Regions from separate parts of the Homo sapiens genome. Here all the other regions are linked to region 3. A link is a loop called in an ENCODE intact Hi-C map of the cell type or tissue named here. Cell type or tissue: Calu3. All regions are shown on one strand. Links, peaks and the distances in the headings refer to the core of each region. The heading gives the core; the rest is flanking DNA. Region 1 overlaps IL1RAPL2 (interleukin 1 receptor accessory protein like 2). Region 2 has its middle 140 kb from the start of IL1RAPL2. Region 3 has its middle 64 kb from the start of ESX1.

Region 1 (5,000 bases), core at 1-5,000, 400 kb before region 3:
GGGGGGGGAGATAGCATTAGGAGAGATACCTAACGCTAAATGACGAGTTAATGGGTGCAGCACACCAACATGGCACATGTATACATATGTAACAAACCTGCACGTTGTACACATGTACCCTAAAACTTAAAGTATAATAATTAAAAAAAAGAATGTGTTTGTTGATTGAGTGTCTGCCCCCCCTCCTCAGGCAACTCAGCTCAATTCAGTTTTGAAAACTTACAAATAAATAGGCCTACCTTCCCATTTTTGTATGAACCCTTGGATAAAGACCATAAAAGAAGGAATCAAAATGTTCTTTTTTTTTTTTTTTTTTAACTTTTAAGTTCAGGGGTACATGTGCAGGTTTGTTACATAGATAAACTTCTGTCATGGGGGTTCTGTCAATGAAGTAATACAGGGTTTGCTATACAGATTATTTCATCACTCAGGTATTAAACCTAGTACCCATTATTTATTTTTCCTGATCCTCTCCCTCCTTTCAACCTCCACCCTCTGATAGGCCCCAATGTGTCTTGTTCCCCTCTATGTGTCCATGTGTTCTCATAATTTAGCTCCCAATCATAAGTGAAAACATGCAATATTTGGTTTTCTGTTCTTGCATTAGTTTGCTAAGGATAATGGCCTTCAGCTGCATCCATGCCCCTGCAAAGGAAATGATCTTGTTTTTTATGGCTGCATAGTATTCCATGGCATATGTACCACATTTTCTTTATCCAGTCTATCATTCGTCAGCATTTAGGTTGATTCCATGTCTTTGCTATTGTGAATAGTGATGAAATGAACATACATGTGCGTGTGTCTTTATAACAGAATGATTTCTATTCCTTCAGGTATATACCCAGTAATGGGATTGCTGGGTCTAATGGTATTTCTGTTTTAGGTCTTTGAGGAAGTGTCACACTGTCACATACAATGGTTGAACTAATTTACATTCCCACCAATAGTGTATAAGTGTTCCTTTTTTGCCACAAACTTGCCAGCATCTGTTATTTTTTGACTTTTTAATAATAACCATTTTGGCTGGTGTGAGATGGTATCTCATTGTGGTTTTAATTTGCATTTCTCTAATAATCAGTGATGTTGGGCTTTTTTTCATATGCTTGTTGGGTGGATGTATGTCTTCTTTTGAGAAGTGTCTGCTAATGTTCTTTGCCTATTTTTTAACGGGATTGTTTGTGTTTTGCTTGTTGATTTAAGCCCCTTATAGATTCTAGATATTAGGCCTTAGTCAGATGCATAGTTTTCAAATATTTTCATTCCATAGATTATCTGTTTACTCTGTTGATAGTTTCTTCTGCTGTGCAGAAGCTCTTTAGTTTAATTAGATCCAATTTGTCAATTTTTGCTTTTGTTGCAATTGCTTTTGGTGTCTTCAATCATGAAATCCTTGTCCGTATCTATGTTCTGAATGGTATTACCTATTTTGTCTTCCAGGTTTTTTAGTTCTGGATTTTACATTTAAGTCTTTAATCCATCTTAGTTAATCTTTGTATGTGGTGTAAGGAAGGGATCTAGTTTTAATCTTCTGCATATCGTTAGTCATTTATCCCAGCAACATTTATTGAATAGGAAATCTTTTCCCCATTGCTTGTTTGTGTTAAGTTTGTCGAAGATCAGATAGTTGTGTGTGGTCTTATTTCTGGGTTCTCTATTCTCTTCCATTGGACTATGTGTCTGTTTTTATACTAGTACCATGATGTTTTGTTAGTGTAGCCTTGTAGTATAGTTTGAAGTCGGCTAGTGTGATGCTTCTAGCTTTGCTCTTTTTTCTTAGGATTACCTTGGCTATTCAGGCTGTTTTTTGATTCCATATGAATTTTAAAATAGTTTTCACTAGTTCGGTAAAGAATGTCAGTGGTTGTTTAATAGGCATAGCATTGAATCTATAAATTGCTTTGGGTAGTATGGCCATTTTAACAATATTGATTCTTCCTATCAATAGGCATGGAATGTTTTTCCATTTGTTTGTATCATCTCTGATTTCTTTGAGTAGTGGGTTATAGTTCTCCTTGTAGAGCTCTTTCACCTCCCTAGTTAGCTGTATTCCTGGGCATTTTATTTTATTATTTTTTTTTTTTAGCAATTGTGAATAGAAGCTCATTCCTGATTTGGTTCGTGGCTTGGCTGTTGTTGGTGTATAGGAATATTAGTGATTTTTGCACAATGATTTTGTATCCTGAGACTTTGTGAAGTTGTTTATCAGCTTAAGAAGAGTTTGGGCTAAGACAAACTATCAGAAGACAAGAAATAATCAAAGTCAGAGCTCAACTGAAGGAGATAGAGACACAAAAACCGTTCAAAAGATCAACTAATCCAGGATCTGGTTTTTTTTTTTTTTTTTGAAAAAATAGAAAATAAAATAGACTACTAGCTAGAGTAATGAAGAAAAAAGAGAAGATTCAAAAAAACACAATCAGAAATGACAAGGGGATATTATTACAGACCCCCACAGAAATACCAACAACCATCAGAGAATAGTATGAACATCTCTATGCACACAAACAAGAAAACTGGGTATAAATGGATAAATTCCCATATACATATACCCTCCCAAGACTGAACCAGGAAAAGATTGATTTACTGAACAGACCAATAATGAGCTCCAAAACTTAATTAGTAGTAAATAGCCTACCAATGAGAAAAAGCCCAGGACCAGATAGATTCACAGCTGAATTCTACCAGATGTGCAAAGAAGAGCTGGTACCATTCTTACTGAAAATATTCCCAAAAAATGAGGAAAAGGGACTCCTACCCAACTCATTGCATGATGTCAGCATCATTCTGTTACCAAAACCTTGCAGAGATACTACAACAAAAGAAAACTTCAGGCCAACATTCTTGATGAATATCAATGCAAAAATTCTCAACAAAATGCTGGCAAATTGAATCCAGCAGCACATCAAAAAGCTTATTCACTATGATCAAGTAGGCTTTATCTCTGGGATGCAAGCTTTGTTCAACATATGCAAATCAACAAATGTCAGTCATCACATAAAGAGAGCTAAAGACAAAAACCACACGATTATCTCAGTAGATGCAGCAAAGACTTTCAGAAAATTCAACATCTATTCATGTTAAAAACTTTCAATAAACTAGGCATTAAAGGAAGGTATTAGTCCATTCTCACACTGCTATGAAGAAATACGCAAGACAGAATACTTTATAAAGAAAAGAGGTTGAATTGATTCACAGTTCTGCATGGCTAGGGAGACCTCAAGAAACTTACAATCACAGCAAAAGGCACCACTTAACAGGGTGGCAGGAGATGGAATGAGAGCCGAAGGAAGAGGGAAGCCCATTATAAAACCATCAGATCTCCTGAGAACTCACTCATTACCATGAGAACAGCATAGGGGAAACTGCCCCCATGATTCAATTTTTTCCACCTGGTCCCACCCTTGACAGGTGGGAATTATTACAATTCAAAGTGAGATTTGTGTGGGGACACAGAGCCAAACCACATCAAGGAACATAACTCAAAATAATGAGAGCCATGTATATAACAAATCCACAGCCAACATCATACTGAATGGGCAAAAGCTGGAAGCATTCCCCTTGAAAACTGGCATGAAACCAGGATGCCCTCTCTCACCACTCGTATTCAACATAGTATTGGAAGTTCTGGCCAGGGCAGTCAGGCAAGAGAAAGAAATAAAGAGCACCCAAATAGAAAGAGAGGAAGTCAAACTATCCCTATTTGCAGATGTCATGATCCTATATCTAAAAAAACCCCATAGTCTCAAAATTTTCTTAAGCAGACTCATTCACTAAACTTGTATATATCCCTATTATTCACCTATATCAAAAATTCTCCTCTCCTTCTGGAAACATGGAAGACTTATTTCTCGGCTTCTCTCTGCCCCCTTAAATTTAGGCAAAGCCAGGTAATTAATTCTGACCAATGGCCCATGAGGGGAAGTGAACATATGTCATTTCAGAGATGAGGCTGAAACTATCAGATCAAAGCAGTCTAAGCCCCTGAGTCACTATATGGAAACGGGTTCCCTGGAAAGCAACCTGGACTCTCAGAAGAAGTAAACTTCTATTGGGTTAAACCACTGAAATGTGAGTGTTGATTATTACTGCAGCCTACCCTAGCCTCACACAACTTAACTGAAGTAATTTATTACACATATAATTCTACATATATATATATATACACATAAAAAGATGTGATGTTATACATGAAGAATAGGTTTAAAAAACTTGAATTCAACCAAACCCCATCTTGATTGTGGTTGCATGCCTCTGAGTATAGAAATAAGAGTCTGAATTTCAAAAACAAGTTCTCTGTCCTGAGTGAAAACAAGAGTAAGGTGGAAGGGATTACATTTTAAACAATTTCAAGTAATGTGCTTTGAGCTCATATTCGTGGTCTGTGTAGGGGGCTTGTTAGGGAAGCTGATCACAAATTGCTTTGTATTTCTCTCATTTCTGCAGGGGAGGAGGAAGTGGAGAAATATTGACAGAAGTAGGTAATAGAATCACTGAAATGGAAGTGGCCTTGGAGGGTCACCAAGTCCATTATTCTTTACCCAGGCCAGGTTAGAGCCATCCTAAACCTGAAAGTTAAAGAATATTGGTGAAAGATTTCCCAGCTTTCGTCACTGACTAATTAAAGATATCCCAGGGCCCATGCAGTACATAATTTGCTCTCCAATAGTAACACCAGGGACAATTCTGTAGGAAAGTAGGACATTTGTCTCCTAAAACACCAGCATTGAAAGCTTACAGAACTGATGCAAACACACCTAATTTGCCATTAAAATACTGTTATAAAGCTTTTGCCTATGGACCTGTTTTTATTATCAATCTGAAAAAAAGTTCCTCCCAATAAAATTCCTTGAAATAACTCTCACCAAAATGCCTCCTGTTTCAGTCAAAATCTACCTCTTCTTGTCTATTCTCAGTGCATATGAAAACAGCTGTCAAAGGGGATTTGTAGAGATGCCCCTGGGTCAGGGGCTGCTACAAAGGCTAGTAAAGTTTTGCCAACA
Region 2 (6,539 bases), core at 745-5,744, 110 kb before region 3:
TGCCACCAGTCTCAGAACATCATGGGGGTAGAGATGTAATAGGCAAAAGAGGCAAAAGACCATGTGGTGACACCATTGCACATTCATTTAGTGCTTCAGAATGTGCAAAGTGGCATCGCCTACACGATCTCATTTGTTCCCCTTACATTGGGGGCCAAGTCTAGGCAGGACTGGTATTAGTACCACCCCATTTGTCACATCAGGATCTCAAGATTCCATATGCTGACTGGACATGCCCCAGCTCCCACAGCCACTGAAGTAACAGAATCAGGATTTGGCACAGGTCAGCTGACTCCAAATCCCTGCATTTTCTGATAAAAGGATTTCAGAAGTAGGAATTTGGTTTTTGTTTTGTTAAAGTGCACCAGAGTATTCCTGGAAATGAACACGCCATTTTCAGTGTAGATATTAAGGGCCTGGCACATGCCCTATAGACTCCCTGAGAAGGCACACACTCTTATTGAGTATGGTTAGGACATTTCAGGGACACGTGGCACCCAGTCAGTCTGCCATCCATCTCTCGTTTCAGTCTCCCTTTTCTCCAAACTCCTACAAAATGTAAGTGCAGAAGTGTCTTGCTCAGTTCAGTTTTGCACTTATACTCTACTCGATCTAATTTACATTTCATCTTACCTGCTTTGATGTTGTTTCACAAGTCCTGTATCTCCAAACAGATTGAAAGCTCTTACATGTTTTTCCACTGTACCCAGCAATGTGATCACCAACAAATAAACATATGCACTCCTCTTTGTGGTTTCCAAGGCAGTTAGCTGCAGAGCCTCAGCAAACGCAGAACAAAGTAAATCAATAACGGCATTGAAAATTATTACCATTTACTGAGCACCTACTATATGCCAGGCAATTGGCAAGGAGCTTGATGTGCATTATCTTATTTAATTCTAACAATGTTATAAGGTTGATACTGTTATTATACATAACCTATAGAACAAACTAAAGCCCAGAGCAGTGATCCTCAAACTCTTTGATGTTAAGGCCACTTTAAACTTATAAAAATCTTGGAGAACCCCAACAAGCTTCTGTTTATGTGGAATATTATATGTATCTCAATACTTTGCAACTTAGAAATTAAAACTGAAGTTTTTAAAACCCAAGAACACACAAGCACACACTCCATTAGCCATCAGAGTGATGAAATCATCATTCATCATGGGGCCTCTGCAAATCTTCACTGTATATTCATGAGGGAATAGAAATGAAACAAGCAAGTAAGTTCTTACTGTTATTACAGAAATTGTTTGGACTTCACGGACTTCCTTGGATCTTCAGAACACACTTTGAAAACTACTGGCCTAGAGAGTTGATTGAATGTTCAAGATCACTCAAAAAGCTATCAGATTGAACCACAGCAGCATGAATCCAGAGGCCCTTCTTTGAGTCACTGGGCTATACTGATATTTGTTTGCCTCACTCTGGAGTCAGGAAGAAAAGGGGGTAGGTAGCTCCATGCCATTAGGACCAATTACCATGGTGACAATAAGTATAAGTGTTAGGGAAGCCAGGTGGCATGCTGCGTTCTTTGCTCAGGTGGGGGCAGCTCACTGCCCAGGGTCCTTGGACTTCCTTTCTGTCTTTCCCGAGGACAGAGCAAACATCTTGCCTAGAGACTTGATTGATGGCCCTCCCTCCTCTACATCTCCTTCCTTCTTCCGCATGTAGTGGCAAAGAGCAGAAGCTCTGACTCACTGGTTTCATGACCCTGGACAAACAATTTAATCTCTTTCTCATCTGTAAAATGGAGAAAAGAATAATACCTAACTCAAAGGCAAGATTGAGAGGGCTAAACAAGATAATGTATGTAAAGCTTTTAACACAGAGATGGCCATATAGTTATATCAAAAAGAAGCAGCAAATACAACTACCACTAATAATCATAATTTGTTGACCATTAACTCTATTTGAATTGGCATGCTAATGCTTTACATGTACTAATTCATTTAATCTTCACGACAACCTTTAAGATTGGGGTCATTTTGCCAATGAGAAAACTGGAACAGAGAGGTTAGGTGGCATTACAAGGTGACAGAACTCCTAAGTGATGACACTAGAAGTCAAACACCGGCTCTCTCATTCCAGAACCTGAGTTTAGAGCCATAAGGCTCTCCTCAAAGAAAAGTCCAAGCTGCTACACCCAGAGGAAGCAGAAAAACAGATCCTTATCCTAAAATCTCTAGATACAACATGAGCATAAGAAAACAAAACAGAGCCTTTCCCATCAACAATGTACAAAGGGCCAAGGAGACGAGGATTTTCGGGTCTGTGGATAGGATACCCACCACAGTTGCTCACTGGTGGCCAGATCAGAGCTCACAACTTCCTCCTAATCATCGGGTATTTGTTTCAAAGTCTTATAACCTCATGCATAATCTCTGCACCAAATAAATGGGAATCCCTTGCTTCACTCAATTACTCTTCATTGACTAACATAGTGGCTGATGTACTGAACCACAAGCACCTAGCTGGCTCTGAGGCAATCTCATGGAAGCTAGAGCCCCTCATTGGTGATCTGCTGAGTAATTAGTGGTTGACAGGTCACTTATTTTCCTGTTACTTCAAAGTGCAACACAGAAGACACTTATTTCATTTTACCGCTTTGCAACCGAGGTAGCCTAGGAAGCTAATGGATTTATGCTTCACTCTCTTGTTTACTTCTCCTTGAAAAGCAAAGGATCCCTTCACTGCCAGCCTCAGTGACATCAAATCAAGTAATGGAGTGAAACAGAGAATGTAGGGGATCAGGATTGGACCCTAGGTGTATGAATTAAAACGCAGTGCAATATCTCTGCCACTGGTGTCAGAAGGCATAATTTGTATAACGAGCAGCTGCAGGCAATTGCTCAGTGTGGTCTGAAGCAAGGGCTTTAATAAAATAACAGCTCACATTGATTGAATGTAATAAGTATGCCAAGCACATGCTTCACATGTATTAATTCATGGAGTCCTCACAACAGTGCTATGACAAAGGTCTTCTCCCCATTTTACAGATAAGGAAACTGAGACAGAGACCTGAAGTAATTTTGCCAAGGTTAAACAACTAGTAAATGCCAAAACTGGGATTTGAACCCAACTATTCTCACTCCAGAGCTACCTTCATATACTATACTGTCTCTGTTGAAGGAGGAAATAGTGCAAAATAAACTACTTTGATATGCTGGATCTTGTTTAATGAGTCATTCATCTAGTCAGCAAATCATTACTGTTCACCTTATGTGTGCCAGATATTACATCAACACTAGGGATCCTGTAGGTGAGGAGGGAAGTCCCTGCCTTTGTGAAACTTCAAATCAAATGTGGGAGACAGACACTAATCCAAAGAATTTCACCAGTAAGAGTAAAATCACAACCGTGACAGATGATACCAAGGAGAATTATATCATTCTTGGAAAACAGGTAATAGGAGACTGTGACCTTGAAGGAAGGAGGGGGCACACAATTAGAAATCCTTCCCTTAAGAAGTGACAATTGAGTTGCAATCTCAAGAGGTGGGGAAAGAGCATTCCAGACAGAAGGAACAGCACGTGAAAACTATTTTTTCTCCTTTTTCCCAAGCCTTTTTGACAGCTGCACTGGGCTCGTTCTCTGGCCTCAGTTTGAGTTAGATGGTTCACTTTATCATGGTGAGACAAACATGACAAACCTAAAAATAATGGCTTCCTTTTTTTTAAAGCAGCCTGATTGCATAAAAAGATTTAAAGCTCAGGGCTCACCATTTTATCTCTTTTCTCTAAGTGCCCAAAGATGAGCAGGGGTGTCAACCAAGACTAATTGTTCCAATTGCAGCTGAATTTCCACCTCCTTATGAACTGGTTCTAAAAGATCCCCTTTAACAAAGGAAAAAGGGCTAGTCAGAGCTGGAAGGGGGAGGCGGAGGTTCTGAGGGATGGTGTGGGAAAAAGGAAGAAGCTCAGAGGACGTGCTCCCTGCTGGACTGCATCAAAAGCTCTTTGCTCCCAGTTCTTGTTCCCTCCAAGCACATTTCTCCTGCCCTTCTTCCTACTCCCATCTGCCCATTAACCTTGAAGCCTGTGCAGTGAGCAGGGACATCTTAGAATCCATTTGAACTTGGGGCTTGGCTGCCAGCTTCCACTGAGACTTGGAATCAGGCTGTCCTTCCAGACAACAGGGATTAGCACAGCCCAGGGACAGAAACACATTTGGCAAGCACTTCCCTGTCCTCAGAACCCCCATACCTGCTACACCCTTCTGACATGAAGACCAAGCCACCTCCATCTCCTTACTCCCTAAAGCCCCAGAAGTACCCTGACATATCAATCCCTAATTTGGTATGCAAAAGGGCAGGACCCAAGCACATATGAGCTGGTTTCTTTTCTTTACTTATTTATTTGCATATTTATTTTGGCAATAAATAAAGACTTAGGATACTCTTCCTATATTTGAACATGAGTTCTTATCCCGGCAGTAGTCACAGTCCTTGGGCTACTGATTTCCACGCTTATGTGAGAGACAGACATTAACCCCAAAAATCTCACCACTCACAGTAAAATCACAACGGTGACAAGTGATACCAAGTAGAACTTTATGGTTCTCCATCTCCACGATACAGATATGGAGGAGTAGGATGGACTTGGTCTGAATTGATCTATAACGTTCCCTCCAGTAGAGTGGGAAGAGCAGCAGCCCCTATTCCTATGTGGTGGTTATGAACACAAAATCAGACTGCGTGGGTTTGGATCCTAGCTCCACCCCTTGCTAATTGTGTGTAAACCTGGATGTCTTTTATAAACTTTAGTTACCTCTTATGTAAAATGAGGACAATAATGTAAAATGGGGATAATAGTACTTAATCATAGCATAAAGTTGTTGTGGGGCTTAAATGAGGTGATACATGTAGAAGAGTGTCTTAAACTCACTAAGCTCTCAATACTTCTTAACCATTATTCTTTATGAACCATGTGCCTTCATTTCATGAAGCCAATTTAGCAATTCAGTGAAGTCCATGCAATCACACATCTACTGGTACCTGTGATTCTTTCTCTATCCCAATTATACAAGGTAAAGTACTAAATAATAACCTTGCTCCACTCCACATTTTTGATAAAGTTTTGCTACAAAACTGTATTTTGACCATTATTTTATTTTGGAGCTTGAGTTCTGTAAAGGGTTTTGTCATTTCTTCATTGCGAACCTCTTAAGCACATTATAAAACATTTTGTCCTCAAATACAATTACACAATAGATTTCTTACAAATCCATATATATGACATCCCCCATTAGCCATGGTGTCAGTTACCTACAGTCAACTTGTGGTCCAAAAATATTAAGTAGAAAATTCCAAAAACAAACAATTCATAAGTTTTAAGTTGGACACTTTTTTTTTTTTCTTGAGATGGAGTTTCGCTATTTTTGCCCAGGCTGGAGTGCAATGGTGCCATCTCGGTTCACTGCAACCTCCGCCTCCCAGGTTCAAGTGATTCTCCTGCCTCAGACTCCCGAGTAGCTGGGATCACAGGCGCACGCCACCACACCCAGCCAATTTTGTATTTTTAGTAGAGACAGGGTTTCGCCATGTTGGCCAGGCTAGTCTCGAACTCCTGAACTCAGGTGACCCTCCTGCCTCGGCCTCCCAAAGTGCTGGGATTACAAGCATGAGCCACTGCACCTGGCCTAAATTGGACACTTTTTCTGAGAAGCATTATGAAATCTCAGGCAGCCCTGCTCCACCATATCCAGTACATGAATCCTCCCTCTGTCCAGCACATCCATGCTGTCTACTTATTAGTCACTTAGTAGTCATCTCAGTGATCAGATCAACTGTAGAGATATTGTAGTGCTTGTGTTCAAGTGGCACTTATTTTACCTAATAATGGCCCCAAAGCAAAAAAGCAGTGATGCTGGCATAATGTTATCATTGATTTATGTGATATTTTATTATTACCTATTGTTGTTATCTCTTACTGTACCTAATTTATAAACTAAACTTTATCAATAGGGATGTATGTATCAGAAAAAAAAAACAGTATATATATATATATATATATATATATAGCCATGGTTTCAGGCATTCACTGGTGGCCTTGGAATGCATCCTCCACAGATTAAGGGGAACTACTGCATGTAATTGGAGTTAAAATATACTACCCTGAAGGGACTTTTATTCTTCCTTATATAGCAGTCATATTGCATGTACATTAAACCCCAAGGTTGAGGTTTTTCTCATTTTTTCTAGATTCCTGTGGGTCTGTGAGAAAAACCTGTGAAGACTCGTTACTGGTTTTTTTTTCCCCTGAATCAACAGTGACACTGATTTATAGCTTAATGGTGATCCCCGAGTACTTAATAGCACAGATTACACTGTAATAAATTCATTTCCTCTAGACTTAAGTGACTAACATGCTGGTCTATTACACTGGCATAATAATATAGGAACTTTCTTCCTGGTTACTGAGAAAATTTCTAAGGAATTGGTACCTACTTAAACCGAGTATTAAAAAAAATTTTCTGCTGGTGGATTCTTTCTATAAATTAATTCTTACCTGGGAAACAAAAATGGATAATTTCAT
Region 3 (6,539 bases), core at 720-5,719:
GAGGATCGCTTGGGGGCAGGAGTTTCAGACCAACCTAGGCAAAATAGCAAGGTCCCCTCCGCAGAAAAAAAAAATTAATTAGAAAGGCGTGGTGGCACGTACCTATAGTCTTAGCTATTTGGGAGGCTGAGGCGGGAGGATCACTTGAGCCCAGGAGTTTGAGGCTGCAGTGAGCTATGATTGTGCCATTGCACTTCAGTCTGGGCAACAGAGCGAGACCCTGCCTCTTAAATATATAAATATATATTTTATATATATATATATGTATTTTTTTTTTGAGACAGAGTCTCGCTCTGTCACCCAGGCTGGAGTGCAGTGGCAAGATCTCGGCTCACTGCAACCTCCACCTTCCAGGTTCAAGCGATTCTCCTGCCTCAGCCTCCCGAGTAGCTGGGATTACAGGCACCCACCACCACGCCAACTTAACGTTTTTATTTTTAGTAGAGACAGGGTTTCACCATGTTGGCCAGTCTGGTAACTCCTGACCTCGTGATCCGCTCACCTCAACCTCCCTAAGTGCTGGGATTACAGGCGTGAGCCACTGTGTCTGGCCCACCACGCTAATCTTTCGATTGTCATAGCTTCTTCCAATTAAAAGTTCAGTACTACTTTCAACATGTTACCTAATTAATCCAAAATCCTTCTATAAACACTCCTCACTGGGTCTACATGCCTTAATAATCACTGGTCCTCCAACATGTTCTCTGCCTCTGCACCTCCTAAATGATGGTTCTTGAATTGTGATCACAATGAACACCTGCATCAGCAACATCTGAGTTCCATGATAAAAACGCATACTACTGAGCCCCATCTCAGACCTACTGAATCAAAACCTGAGGGTAAAGCCTAGGAATCTGCATTTTTCTCATGCTACCCAAGGAAATTCAGTGCATTCTAAAGCTGGGGAACCACTCTCTAGTTTCCTGCTCTAAACAGAATCCATCATCATCCCACAGTGTGTTATCTATTGCTGTACCAAATGACTCCCACATTTAGTGGCTTAAAACAGTACACACTGATTATTATCTCATCTTTTCTGTGGATCAGAAACCCAGTCATAGCTGCAGTGTGTCCTTTGGCTCAGAGTCTCTGAAAGACAAAAATCAAGGTGTTGGTCTGGCCTGCAGTCATCTCAAGGCTCAACTAGGAAAAGATCTGCTTCCAAGTTCACTCACATGGCCAATGGCAGGATTCAGTTCTTCAGAGGCTGTTGACCAATAGCTGCCCTCATTTCCTTGCCATGTGGAACTTTCCATTGGTCAGTTCACAATATAGCAACTTATTTCATGTTTTATCAGCGCAAACAAGCAAATACGGCCAGAGAGAACGAGTAGTAGCAAGGCAGAAGTCACAGTCTTCTGCAAACCTAATAATGGAAGTGACACCATCACTTTTGCTGTATTCTCTTTGTTAGAAGAAGTCACTAGGTCCAGCCCACACACAAGGGGAGAGAAGGGATTACACAAGGGTGTGAATATCAGGAGGAGGGGATCATTGGGAGCCATTTCAGAAGCTCCTGCCACAGCCTCCTCAACATCATATACACACGTGTCAGCCCATGTTTTGTCTATTTATCCAGCCAGTATGGAAGGATTAAAAACAACAGCAGTCCGGGCACGGTGACTCACATCTATAATCCCAGCACTTTGGGAGGCCAAGGCGGGTGGATCACCTGAGGTCAGGAGTTCAAAACCAGCCTGGCCAACATGGTGAAATCCTGTATCTACCAAAAATATAAAAATTAGCTGGGTGTGGTGTTGTGAGCTTGTAGTCTCAGCTACTCAGGAGGCTGAGACAGGAGAATCGCTTGAACCCGGGAGGCAAAGGTTGCAGTGAGCTGAGATCATACCACTGCACTCCAGCCTGGGAAACAGAGCGAGACTCCATCTCAAAAAAAATAAATAAAATTTAAAATAAATAAATAAATAAAAACAACAGTGGTGTGGTTCGCAAGAGCACAATACATAAAGCTGTGATTAGCCTAGTCTGATTTCTTGCCTTACAAAAGTCTCTGATTTTAGCGAAGAAGAAGGCAATTGATCACGGCCCAAAGTGGGTATTTGGCTTTCCAATAAACACATATTCATCAGTTAAGCCAGTTTTCAACCCTGCTGGAGATTAGAATACCTGGGGAGCTTTTATTTAAAAATACTGATGCCCAGGGTCCCACCAAAGGTATTTAAATCAGAATTTCTGAGACTGGAGCTATAGAACTAGCATTGTTTTAAGGATTTTGTTCTGTTTACTTTTAATTTTTTTATAGAATCAGCTTTTTTAAAAGATCTCTAGGTGATTCTAATACACAGTTAGGATTCAAAACCCTTGGGCTGGCCCATTCTTCCACCTTCATTTCCTTTTTTTGACAACTGTTGTATGGAAACAGCTACTGCTTAGGATAGGTTGGAAGCCTCTTCCACCTGATTTGGGAATACCCTGTGAAGGAGAAAGAATTGGATGCCAGGTTTGAAAAACAGCAGGAAAGTCTCTTAGTGGAAGCTGACAGAGGTGGCCTGAGAGAGGGTATCAGGTTTGAGACATATCTAGGCCAGAACAAGAGCACACAAAGTCAATATGTTTTCGGTCACTGCCTGCTAGCAACCTGGTAATGGGTTAGGAACGACAGGCAGAAGAAAGGAATGGAAGATATGTCCCCTGAAACAGATGTTGCAAACTGACAGCCCATGGGTCAGATGTGGCTCACAAAAGTGTTGCCTGCACATGTGTGTGCACATGTGTAGGTATGTGTAGTATGTGTGTTTTGTTCACTGCGGTCAAGGTTTACATAAATAAATATTTCTACCTACAAATTATTCACATCTGGAAAAAAGGTAAGAGAATTTAACACACATCCCTGGTATATTAAATTCTGAAAGTTTACATTTTTCTTCCAACAGTCTTACAGCTTCACTGAGAAATTCAACTCTAAAATATGCATAAAAATAAATAAAAGAAAATATATACATAAACCATCAATTAAACTTATTTGCTACCGATGAAATCAGGGAGAGAACCCGTTTCTTTCTTTCTTTCTTTCTTTCTTTCTTTCTTTTTTCCTTTTTTTGAGACAGGGAGACAGGGTGTCACTCTGACATCCAAGCTGGAGTGCAGTGGCGCAATCACAGTTCACTGCAGTCTTGATTTCCCAGGCTCAAGTGAACTTCCTACCTCAGCCTCCTGAGTAGCTTGGGCCACAGGCACCTGCCACCATGCCCAGCTAATTTCTTCATTTTTTTTTTGTAGAGATGGGGTTTTGCTATGTTGCCCAGGCTGGTCTCTAACTCCTGAGATCAAGCAATCTGCCTGCCTCGGCCTCCCAAACTGCTGGGATTACAGGCGTGGGCCACCACAGCTGCCCGTTTCTTTTTAACAACGCTGAGAATTAATACATAAAATGGGGAGTCTATAGGCTTACACTGAATAATAATACCTAGAATTAGCACGGTATTCATAAGTAGTACTTAATAAATATCCTTAACTATAAGTTACTGCTTCCTATCGACAGATTGTTTTTAATTGGGCATACTGCTTTTTAAAAATTGGAATGTGTTCCCAATATTTAAAATAAGGAAATTTTATATAAAGATCCAGATCTGGGGCCTCTCTTAAAAACTGGTAGCTTTGATTCTCACAAGGTAACAATTGGCAGGAAGTGAATTGCAGTTGTTACCTCTCCCTCCCCACTGTCTCCCAAAAGGAACACACCCAAAGGAACACACCACACATCCTCTGCCTTGCCCCAGCAGACAGCTGGAAGGCAGTATAAGAGAGTGACTAACAGTGTAGACTCTGGAGCCAGAGTGCTCTGTGTCCAAAGGTTACTTCCGTCTGGCACTGTTGAATGGTGTGACTCAGGTAAGTTATTTAACATCTCTGTGCCCCAGTCTCTTTTTCTGAAAATCACGGCTCATAATAAAACCTACTTTACAGGATCATTAAGAGGATTAAGCAAGTGAGCTAATACATACAAAGAGCTTAGCCCAGTGCTTAGCCAAAAGGTAGGCACTCAGTAAATGTTAGGCATTGTTATTTGAATGCAGTAGAACAGTAGTTACGAGCAAATGCACTGGCAGAAAGACAAAAACCACATGCTCTCACTTACATGTGGAATCTACAACAATGGAACTCACAGAAGCAGAGAGGAGTTATCAGAGACTGGGGCATTGGGGGAATGAAGAGATGTCAATCAAAGGTTACAAAGCTGCAGTAAGACGGGAGGAATACCTGATAAGTATTTAAGGTGATAGGTATGTAATTTAGATTGATTCTATCATTCCACACTGTATGTGATATGGTTTGATGTTTGTCCCCTAAAATCTCATGGTGAAATGTAATCCCCAGTGTCAGAGGTGAGGCCTGGTGGGGGTATTTCTTTCTTAGAGGCAGATCCCTCATGAATGGCTTAGAGCCATCCCTTGGTGATGAGTGAGTTCTAGCTCACCCTCAGTTAGTTCACACAAGATCTGTTGTTTAAAAGTCTTGGACTTCCCCCTTCTCTCTCTTGCTTGTTCTCACCAAGTGATATGGCAGGTTCCTCCTTTTAAGTTTTCTGAGGTCTGCCAGTGTCATGTTGCTTGTACAGCCTACAGAACCATGAGCCAAAATAAAACTCTTTCTTTATAAATTACCCAGCATCAGGTATTCCTTTACAGCAATGCAAATGGACTAATGCAGCATACATATATCATAACATCATTGTGTATCCCATCATTGTATACAATTATAATTTGTAAAAAAAAAAATTAAAAAATCAAAAGAAACCCATCAAAAACAAACAAAAAAGAGCATGTGCACTGGAGTCAGCACCAAAATCCCAGCTCTAGAAAGTACTAGCTGTGTAGCCTTAGAGCAAGTTACTTACTATTCTTCAGTTTCCTCCTCTGTTAAATGGGAACAGCAATGATATCCACCTTGTAGGGTTGCTGTGAGAGGACTAAGTAAGATAAGGTTTGTAAGGTGCTTGGCACAGAGTAAATACCCAATACAGGTTACCTATTATTGTGGTTCCTACCCATCGGGAAGATGAGATTAGCACACAGGGCACAGGCCAGGAAGATCAAATCGAGAGGCAGGTTGAGTGATGGGTAAACTAAAAAGCCTATGAGGAGTAGGAGATGATGAGAAAGTTTTAAAGCACATTTGGGCTGGGCGCAGTGGCTCACACCTGTAATCCCAGCACTTTGGGAGGCCGAGGCAGGCAGATCACCTGAGGTCAGGAGTTCAAAACCAGCCTGGCCAACATGGTGAAACCCTGTCTCTACTAAAAATACAAAAATTAGCTGGGCATGGTGGTATGCACCTGTAATCCCAGCTACTGGGGAGGCTGAGGCACGAGAATCACTTGAACGCAGCAGGCAGAAGCTGCAGTGAGCCAACATCACGCCATTGCACTCCAGCCTGGATGACAGACCTAGACTGTGTCTCAAAGAAATAAAAATAAAAGTAAAAAAATAAAGCACATTTTAAGGCCAGAGCAAACATTAGGGACTTGCTTCAGAGGCTGACTCTTAAGAGACAAAGAAATGTACCCATTTAATCTGCCACACGCCCAAGTGTGTTGGGAACGTGTTCCATAAACCTACACCCCTTGAAAGGCTACCTACCTTTTTTACAACCCATGATGTGACCAACATGATACACTGTGTTTTTAGACATCCAAGATAATTACAGCACTAAAAATAATGGCTCCATAGATATGAATGTTCCTGAAACTGACAGATGGGACAAGTAATGGAAGCAGAAATAACAGTGCAGGAGCAGCACTGCTGTTCAACCTCTCTCTGCCTGGCCTCTGACAAGGTAATCAAAACACATACAGAAGAGCTGCATTTTCAGCGGGGTGATGACACTTATGCATTAATGGATATCAAACTTTAACGACCACAAGACTTGGAAAGAGAAAAGCAGAAGTCTTCCTCCTGCTTCCCCACTTGTGGCATCCTCAGAGTCCTGGGCAGGATTCACTGATAATTTATGATGAGAGGGTTGATATCCAATTCACCAAGTATATCTGGGAGACAAGTATGATCATAAACAGCCCAAGGCAGATAAAACTCACATCTTAATTATCTATACATTCTCGCCTCATGACGCTTGTTGCACATCAACCCACAAATTATCTAAAGGAAAATTTTAATCTCAGTGAGGCTTCCCCCAATGCCTTTGAATACCCTATGTCCTCAGATGTGTGTTCTTGGAATACAAATTCATTTTAATATTACCCTAGGAAAAACAATAAGAAAAAGCCTACAGGCCAGGCATGGTAGCTCACGCCTGTAATTCCAGCACTTTGGAAGACCAAGGTGGGTCAATCACTTGAGCCCAGGAGTTTGAGACCAGCCTGGCCAACATGGTGAAACCCCGTCTCTACTAAAAATACAAAAATTAGCTGGACGTGGTGGTGGGTGCCTGTAATCCCAGCTACTCGGGAGGCTGAGGCAGGAGAATCTCTTGAACTCGGGAGGCAGAGGTTGCAGTGAGCCGGGATCATGCCACTGCACTCCACACTCCAGCCGGGGAGACAGAGTGAGACTCTGTCTCAA

The links. Peaks named below come from ENCODE experiments on the same cell type or tissue, not always from the same donor. Only the 100,000 strongest peaks of a DNase experiment are listed, where the experiment ranks them.
Region 1: it touches region 3 in a loop (2.6-fold over the local background); 3 of 110 quality-filtered maps call a loop at or near these places.
Region 2: it touches region 3 in a loop (8-fold over the local background); 3 of 110 quality-filtered maps call a loop at or near these places.

The regions. Positions count from the first base shown.
Region 1 is chrX:104,712,762-104,717,761 of GRCh38, reverse strand. All of the region lies in intron 2 of IL1RAPL2 (interleukin 1 receptor accessory protein like 2), which reads right to left. Among named protein-coding and RNA genes, the nearest start is that of IL1RAPL2, 150 kb to the right of the region's middle. In Calu3, for the core only: no CTCF peak of the experiment used is centred there; no DNase peak of the experiment used is centred there.
Region 2 is chrX:104,427,638-104,434,176 of GRCh38, reverse strand. No RefSeq gene overlaps it. Among named protein-coding and RNA genes, the nearest start is that of IL1RAPL2, 140 kb to the left of the region's middle. In Calu3, for the core only: no CTCF peak of the experiment used is centred there; a DNase peak (open chromatin) is centred at 1,616.
Region 3 is chrX:104,316,146-104,322,684 of GRCh38, reverse strand. No RefSeq gene overlaps it. Among named protein-coding and RNA genes, the nearest start is that of ESX1, 64 kb to the right of the region's middle. In Calu3, for the core only: no CTCF peak of the experiment used is centred there; a DNase peak (open chromatin) is centred at 3,784.